2 separate regions of the Homo sapiens genome follow, and region 1 is linked to region 2. Evidence: chromatin contacts called from ENCODE Hi-C or POLR2A ChIA-PET data. All regions are on one chromosome and are shown on one strand. Each heading gives the region's core, a stretch centred on a gene start or an enhancer-like site at or near the end of the contact. The rest is flanking DNA. Distances are from core to core; before and after follow the strand shown.

Evidence for each region. A loop is a pair of places that touch in the nucleus more often than their neighbours do. ChIA-PET counts read pairs that join two places held with the same protein, here RNA polymerase II (POLR2A). Pooled maps may share reads with other maps.
Region 1: a loop to region 2 is called in a map with no recorded cell type, with 3 times the contacts of the local background. The contact joins two enhancer-like sites. A Hi-C loop is called at or near these places in 2 of 168 maps with a recorded cell type or tissue (naive thymus-derived CD4-positive, alpha-beta T cell and natural killer cell), 2 of 37 single-sample maps with no recorded cell type and 9 of 50 pooled maps. POLR2A ChIA-PET finds 5 or more read pairs at or near these places in 11 of 52 experiments (CD4-positive, alpha-beta T cell, GM12878, T-cell and 6 more).

The regions. Positions count from the first base shown.
Region 1 is chr14:61,718,622-61,722,656 of GRCh38, forward strand. HIF1A (hypoxia inducible factor 1 subunit alpha) reads left to right here. Exons shown (of 15, transcript NM_001530.4): 2 at 1,761-1,951; 3 at 2,888-3,033; 4 at 3,118-3,202. The region is part of intron 1 of HIF1A-AS3 (HIF1A antisense RNA 3); the gene reads right to left. Among named protein-coding and RNA genes, the nearest start is that of HIF1A-AS1, 25 kb to the left of the region's middle. RefSeq lists an enhancer at 1,118-1,167. Within about 2 kb of position 1,855, at least 7 of the 41 ENCODE cell types and tissues checked have a DNase peak (open chromatin) inside an H3K27ac peak, as active enhancers do; they include CD4-positive, alpha-beta T cell and natural killer cell, where a contact is called at or near this core.
Region 2 is chr14:61,661,407-61,665,450 of GRCh38, forward strand. No RefSeq gene overlaps it. Among named protein-coding and RNA genes, the nearest start is that of HIF1A, 32 kb to the right of the region's middle. Within about 2 kb of position 1,270, at least 18 of the 41 ENCODE cell types and tissues checked have a DNase peak (open chromatin) inside an H3K27ac peak, as active enhancers do; they include CD4-positive, alpha-beta T cell and natural killer cell, where a contact is called at or near this core.

The DNA.
Region 1 (4,035 bases), core at 605-3,104, 58 kb after region 2:
AATGCAGTGAAATGAAAAAATTACAGACTGCTGGCATTTGCATTTTCATGTAGCCTCAGTGACTAATTTTTTTTTATTGTACAGCATTGAGAAAATCCTAGTTCATATAACTAGTTATAGTTCATATAGATTCATATAACTAGTTTTAAGTGATAATAGTTTCTTCCTTTTTTTCCTCCACCATCTAACCAGATGAAGATAATAGTTTTTAATAGCTCACCGTAAATTTCAAGGTACTCAAGTTAAATTGATCTAGATGCTTGAGTTGAAATTTTTCTATCAAAGTTCAATAACATGCTTACATTCCTTATTAAAGTATAAAAGTCCTATAAACACACAAACTTGAGTAAGTACTAAAACTAGTATCAGTATTGTCACAATACAACATGTTATATTGTAACAAGAGCATTTGCTGAGAACTGTGCTTGTTACTCCAGAATGTTGCTTCTATGGTTGTACCTTTCAACTTTGCAGATCATTTGGAAGGAGGAGAGATTTGGGGTGGAGACAATTCGGTACTTCATTCACAGGATGTAAGGAGGATTAAGTAAAATAATGCTGGCTAAAAGTCCTTATTTAGCATACTGCCCAATGCTCACTAAATCATAATAGCTGTTTTTAACATTTGGTGAAGAATCTATTTAACAGGAGTGAGTTGAGGGGCATAGGAGATCATGTGAGTGTTTAAAGTAGAAGCAGCATTCCCCATTAAGAAGAGAAATACTGTGGAAGAGCAAAGACTTTAAAACACCTGGGTTCAAATCCTATTTGCTACATAATGGCTACTTTTAACCTATTGAACGCCAGTTCCCTCATTTGTAAAATAGGGACAATATTTAACCTATTTACAGGTTGTGAGAGAACTAGGCACCTAGTACAGGGTAATGTTGGCACATGGTAACCTTTAATAAACTGTTGCTATTCAACAAGCTATTAGATGTCACTAGGCAGTTAAGCAAAGGAAGACAGCTTTTGCTTGGTGTGACAATGAAAATCTTTCTGATTTCCTTCTTGGAAGAGTTCCCTGAAGATATGTCATTGTATTGACACCTTTATTTTTGCTAACCTATCCCTCTAAATTCTGGATATTGTGTGTGCCACAGCTTTTTTTCTTCCATATTCCTGCATTTATTTGGCACCTGTTGTGCCAGTAATAGATAAGGGGCTGCTAAGGGAGGAGGCAACCTGCACTGGCTTATAGCTGCTAATGTCAGTTCCTATAGCTTATCGTCAGTGTTATTCATGTGGTAAAAGGGTGAGAAAGTACTGGAGTCTAAAGAAACAAGTAGAAATCAGTTTGTAGCTATTACCGTTCTACCTGCTAACAACTCCTGTTTTCAAGTTATTATGTACAACTTTAGGTAGTTTCTCTAGCCTTAATCGTGGTTTCTCTGTATTGAGACTACTTTTGAATTCTATGAAGTACAGCCTTAGATGTACAGGCTACTTTAAATTTTTGCCTAAAATAAAAACATTCTCTCCAATTACATATGCTGGGGAGGAAACACCTGCTTCCGACAGGTTTAAAGCTTGGTTTTGGACTTTTTGTGAGAGTTCCTTATGTGTGCAGTAATCCAAAATTTGTATAGTTGCCCTTTATAAAAGTACATTAATCTAGTAGACAAATCTCCATGTAACTTAATTACATGGCATCTTCTAATCCTTCTGTGATAAGCAGAAATGTAAAGTTTTATTCAAGTTAAGGCAAACTAACTTGTATACACTTTCCATCTCGTGTTTTTCTTGTTGTTGTTAAGTAGGATAAGTTCTGAACGTCGAAAAGAAAAGTCTCGAGATGCAGCCAGATCTCGGCGAAGTAAAGAATCTGAAGTTTTTTATGAGCTTGCTCATCAGTTGCCACTTCCACATAATGTGAGTTCGCATCTTGATAAGGCCTCTGTGATGAGGCTTACCATCAGCTATTTGCGTGTGAGGAAACTTCTGGATGCTGGTGAGTTATTTTACAAGGGTATAAATAGGCCTGAAAATTAGAAGTTAGAAGTAAATAGAAATTATTTTTAGAAGGTGGTCGCAATGTTTTGATTTTGTATACCTCTTTATATTGTGATATGTACACGTTTAAAAATTTTTCTGTAATTCTCACTATTTTTATCAAGCTTCATTTTTTTCTCATCAGTTATTCTTTGAAATAATCATTCTTTATGCACATAATTTGTTTTGCTTTATTCTCTTAAACATACTCTCAATTCTTTTCTAATATAACATCCTTTTTATTACCTGCTTTTAAAGCTTTAGTCAGGAATAAGATACTGGCTTTTCCCCTCCCCCCTTTTTCTCCTGTTCCATCTACCTTTCTTCCTTTAAAAAACATGACTCAGGCCGGGCGCGGTGGCTCACGCCTGTAATCCCAGAACTTTGGGATGCTGAGGCGGGTGGATCATGAGGTCAGGAGTTCAAGACCAGCCTGGCCAAGATGGTGAAACCCCATATATACCAAAAATATAAAAAATTAGATGGGCACGCTGGTAGGTGCCTGTAATCTCAGCTACTAGGGAGGCTGAGGCAGGAGAATTGCTTAAACTCAGAGGGCGGAGCTTGCAGTAAGCCGAGATCAAGCCACTGCACTCCAGCCTGGGCGGCAGAGTGAGACTCCATCTCAAAAATAATAAAATAAATAAATAAATAAAAAACATTACTCTTCTTTCTTCTTCTATGGTTTGCTTTGCTGCATTACTTTAATCATGAAAAGCAGCTGGCACATCTAATTATAGTTTTTCTAGCTTCTGGCCTGCACTTTTCTGTGTTGAAATGGCTGTATATATTAAATAAAGTGTCTGCGAGAAAACTTTGTAAAAACATCTAAATATTATATCATTTAAGTACAACTTTTTAACTAATTATTTTCCTCTTCTTGTGCCCTTTTTAGGTGATTTGGATATTGAAGATGACATGAAAGCACAGATGAATTGCTTTTATTTGAAAGCCTTGGATGGTTTTGTTATGGTTCTCACAGATGATGGTGACATGATTTACATTTCTGATAATGTGAACAAATACATGGGATTAACTCAGGTAAAATGCACACATATTAAGAGCTCTTCTATATGTTTTTATGATTTTATGATCTAGCCCTAATTTTTAAAAATGTGTTTACAGTTTGAACTAACTGGACACAGTGTGTTTGATTTTACTCATCCATGTGACCATGAGGAAATGAGAGAAATGCTTACACACAGAAATGGTAAGAAAAGTCTGTTGTTTGATTTAATGTGACAGGTGGTTTTACATAATAAGATACTATTGCTAATTATTAAACTTTGCTATTGTACTTACCCAAGGCAAAATGTTATTTCATGTTTAATAAAATGTCTATTCTTTGTTAAAACTATTATTTTAGTTTTTAGGAATTTCATTTTGAAAGCCCACCTAATTGCATAAATAATTGTGTGGGTGTGAGAAATAAAATGGAAAAGTAAAATCATGACCAAGAGAGTTACAAATAACTTTTTTTTTTTTTTTTTAAGATGGGGTCTCGCTCTTTTGCCCATGCTGGAGTGCAGTGGCACAATCAGCTGACTGCAGCCTTGACCGCTGGGACTCAAGCGATCCTCCCACCTCAGTCTCCCAAGTTAGCTGGGACCACAGACGCGTGCTACCATGCCCAGCTAAATTTTTAAAAATTATTTGTAGAGACAAAGTCTCACTATGCTGCTCAGGCTGGTCTTGAACTACTGGGCTTAAGCCATCCTCTCACCTCGGCCTCTCAAAGTGTTGGGATTACAGGCATGAGCCACCACGCCCAGGCTACCTTTTTTTTCCTTTTCTTTTTAAATTGTGATAGGGGTTCTTGCTGTATTGCCCAGGCTGGTCTTAAACTCCTGGACTCAAGTGATCCTCCTGGCTCAGCCTCCCAAAGTGCTAGGATTATAGGCATGCGCCACCACACCTGGTGGAGTTAAAAATTAAAATACACCATTAAGGCAAGGAGAAATTATAATACAAATGGCAGATAATAGGACTTTAGACAGTCATTAAAGTTGAGGTGCCAGTTTGAGTCTAAGGCCCAATAAAAAA
Region 2 (4,044 bases), core at 20-2,519:
CCAAAACATCCATGAAGTTGACTGGAAAAAAAAATAGAAATACAAATGTAAAGTTTAAAGGAGCCCATGAACCTAAGGAAACAGATACTGGGGATTTTTGAGCTGAATACAAAACCTCTGAGAAGCAAAAGAAAAAATATGTTTGCCAAGAGGCGTCCTTTCCATATCTAAAGCAAAACCCACAAATACCCATGAGTAATATCATGCAGGTTATGAAGTTCCTATGCAAAACCAGCAACATTTTCATAAACCAGAATTGTTGGAACAGTTGCAGATATTCATTTAAAAAAATCTGACTGTATAACAGCTCTGAAACGCAAAGCTAGGCCACAAAAGTACATTTCACCACATATGTCAATTTTCTTGAACCCTCTCACTATCAGAGTTGCCCAGGTTTTAAAGTTCCAAAGTTAGTAAAGAGACTGTGAATCAGACACTAAAATATGTTCTTCTACTTTGTACTGTAGCAATGCCATATTTAAGAAAAATATGAAAATGAAACCAAAAAGCAAACAAGATTGTGGAATTCCCTGACATTGTATTATATTTTACCAGCAGCCTCTGTATTACACACTGGAATAGCTTAAATGTGTCTTTTTCAATTAATTTCCCTTTTTTTCCAGAAGAATAAAGAAGTACATTTATTACAGTAAATAAAGTTGGCATTGCTCATATTAAACAAACAGGATGTCTGAACTGTATGCATTAAAAGATTTCAGAATGACAAGGCAAGCAAATTACACATATTAGTGCTTATGCTTTCAGAAAGAATGGAATGCTCGGAAAGTACTAAATCACACGTAGGTACTAGAACAAGAAAAAAATGACAAGGGTGTAATTGGTGGTGAGGGTGGGAACTTTTTCTCGCTTAAAATACATTGGGCTCATTTGTGTCTGCAATGCATCAGTTCCCAGTGCAAGAAAAAAAAGCCACGAATATGGACAGACTCAAAGTCTTCTCCAAATGGAAGATCCAAATCAGAACCTTTGAGGAGGTTTGCCTCAGCACCTTCTGTAGAAGTGGTTGGCAGACACACAACTAGACACAAGGTAACATGGTAGAGCAGTGTTGAGAAGAGGATCCGCAGTGGTCTCCACTGCCCTGGCGGTGACCTTCTCCTCTGACTGTTCTGTATGTAACGGGACTGGCTTGTGCAGGCTGTTCAGCAAACCATAGGTCTGGTTTGCTATCCCCTGATCTTGTAGGTCATGTGATTGGACAAGCTCATTTGCCCTTGGGTGGATGGTGTTCAGTGACCCATCTTGCTGAGTCATGCTAAACCTGTTGAGCATGCAGCCTTAGTGCTTTAATGAAAGTGCCCTTCGTTGCATTTAGAAACAGTGACCCACCCTCTCCCTTCTTTGCTCTGTGTCTAAGTGTCATTGACACAGGACAGGGTTCCACACAGGATGTGATTCATATGAGCCAATCTTGAGTAGGTTTCTTGTGGTTTTTAGTTTTGTTTTAGTCAAAAGAAGGGAAACTTAACCATTTCCAATAGGTTTGATGAAGGTAAAAGCATTTCCCTCATTTTTCTGTCCATGCAAAAGAGCATACTGGGAGACCACAAAAGCCAAGGCGATTTGTGGGCCTATTCCCCCATTTCTCCCACCAGGTGTGGGAAAGAAGCAGAAATTTATGGCTTTGAATGGATTCTACAGATGCCAGAGTATAAGAAATTTCTAATCATTAAAAAGACCTCAAACGTGGCCAGGCGTGGTGGCTCACACCTGTAATTCCAGTATTTTGGGAGGCTGAGGTGGGCGGATCACCTGAGGTTGGGAGTTCGAAACCAGCCTGACCAACATGGAGAAACCCTGTCTCCCTTAAAAATGCAAAATTAGCTGGGCGTGGTGGCGGGCGTCTGTAATCCCAGCTACTCCGGAGGATGAGGCAGGAGAATCGCTTGAACCCAGGAGGTGAAGGTTGCGGTGAGCCGAGATCATGCCATTGCACTCTAGCCTGGGCAAGAAGAGCAAAACTCTGTCTGAAAAAAAAAAAAAACCCACAAACTTGTAAGGACCTTTAGAGTTGACCGAACACTTTCACATTAGTAATTTCATTTGTGCCATACAGCTTGCCCATGAGATAAGTCAGGGTTGGCCTCCTCTTTATGTGAGTTGATATTTTTAAAAATTAGAATGTACCGTAATACGCGTCCTGTATAAGTGATGTTCATTGTACAAGTAATTTTCATTGTTCCCCACTAGTGTAGATAAGGAATGTCCATAGGAAATTTTGTAACAGAGGCCATCCTCCAGCCCCCACAAATACATGCCTCACCCTACCCCAGTATATATGGAAGAATATGTTCAAGAGAAAGTGGCTGTTCACACCTTATTTTAATTTTTCTGAAACAGGAAGCAGGCAGAACAGCGGGGAAAAGGGAAGCTAACTCCTTCTTCCCCTTTCATTTTCTCTGGGGCTATGATGCAAAGCAATGCTACAGAATATTTTAACCCCAGCCAATCACCATAAGAGAACACATAATTAAAAGCATCAGAGGTAAGAGTTAAAGAAAATGATTTTCTAAGCTGTTTGCTTGTTTTGAAATAGAGACAGAGTCTCAGTATGTTGCCCAGGCTGGTCTCTAACTCTTGACCTCAAGCAGTTCTTCCACCTTGGCCTCCCAAAGTACTGGGATTACAGGCCTGAGGCAACACATCTGGCCCTAAGCTATTTTTTAAAAGACAATGTTTAACACATGATATGAACATATGTGTGTGGTAAGTAAAGTAGAATGAGATTTCTTTATTTTTTCTTTTTCTTTTCTTTTTTTTTCTGAGACAGCGTCCCACTCTGTCAGCCTGTCACTCAGGCTGGAGTGCAGTGGTACGATCATGGCTCACTGCAACCTCAGACTTCTGGACTCAAGTGATCCTCGTGCCTCAGCCTCCCAAGTAGCTGGGAATATAGGCACCCACCACTATATCCAGTTAATTTTTTTTATTTTTGCTTTTTAGAGAGGAGTCTTACTATGTTGCCCAGGCTGGTCTTGAACTCCTGGCTTCAAGCTGTCCTCCCGCCTCAAACTTTCAATGCGCTAGAATTACAAGCATGAACCACCTTGCTTGGCCGAGATTTCTTTAAATTATTTGCTCTTTGTTTCAGAGTTTTTAAAAGATTACTCCTTATGTATTTTGATGACAAAACTCCCCCTCAGGTTTTGGGCAATTTGTCTCACAGAAAAATCCCCTTTTCTTTCTTTCAATGACGTATCATCACTTGAATTCTATAAATGCTATTGGCCTTTTTGGCAATCATCACAAAACTATTTTTTATTATTTTGAGCATCCTTGAGGATTATTTGAATCTCTCTATATCTATTCTTGTCACATTCTCTCTCTCTCCATCTGTTTGTCTTTATGGGTTCCTCTTTCTCTCTCCATGTCTGTCATTTCACCCTCTCTGACTTTCTCCCACTACACGCTATCCCTTCCCCACCTCATTCCCGTTAACTGATGTCCTTTATGTACCAAGAACAATATCAATTCATAAAACATTTCCCTCCCTGGGCTCCCTCATATCCCTACTCTACTCTTCCCACAGTCTGCCCCAAAATATCTTTTACAAGTGCTTGAAGAGTCACCTTAAAAATCAGGTCATCAGATGTATGCCAATAGTGAAAAATTTGAGCTGATCCAAATGTTTCTCAGTGGGAGATTGATTAAATAAATTGCGGTGGGTTTATTAAATGGAATACCATACAACTATTAACAGTGCAACCATTTATTGACATGGAAGGTTGTTCATGACTTTTCTTTCTTTTTTTTTTTTTTTGAGACGGAGTCTCGCTCTGTCACCAGGCTGGAGTGCAGTGGCGCGATCTCAGATCACTGCAACATCCACCTTCTGGGTTCAAGTGATTCTCCTGCCTCAGCATCCCGAGTAGCTGGGACTATAGGTGCGCACCACCATGCTCAGCTAATTTTTATATTTTTAGTAGAAACGGGGTTTCACCAGGTTAGCCAAGAAGGTCTCAATCTCTTGACCTCGTGATCCACCCACCTTGCCTCCCAAAGTGCTGGGATTACAGGCATGAG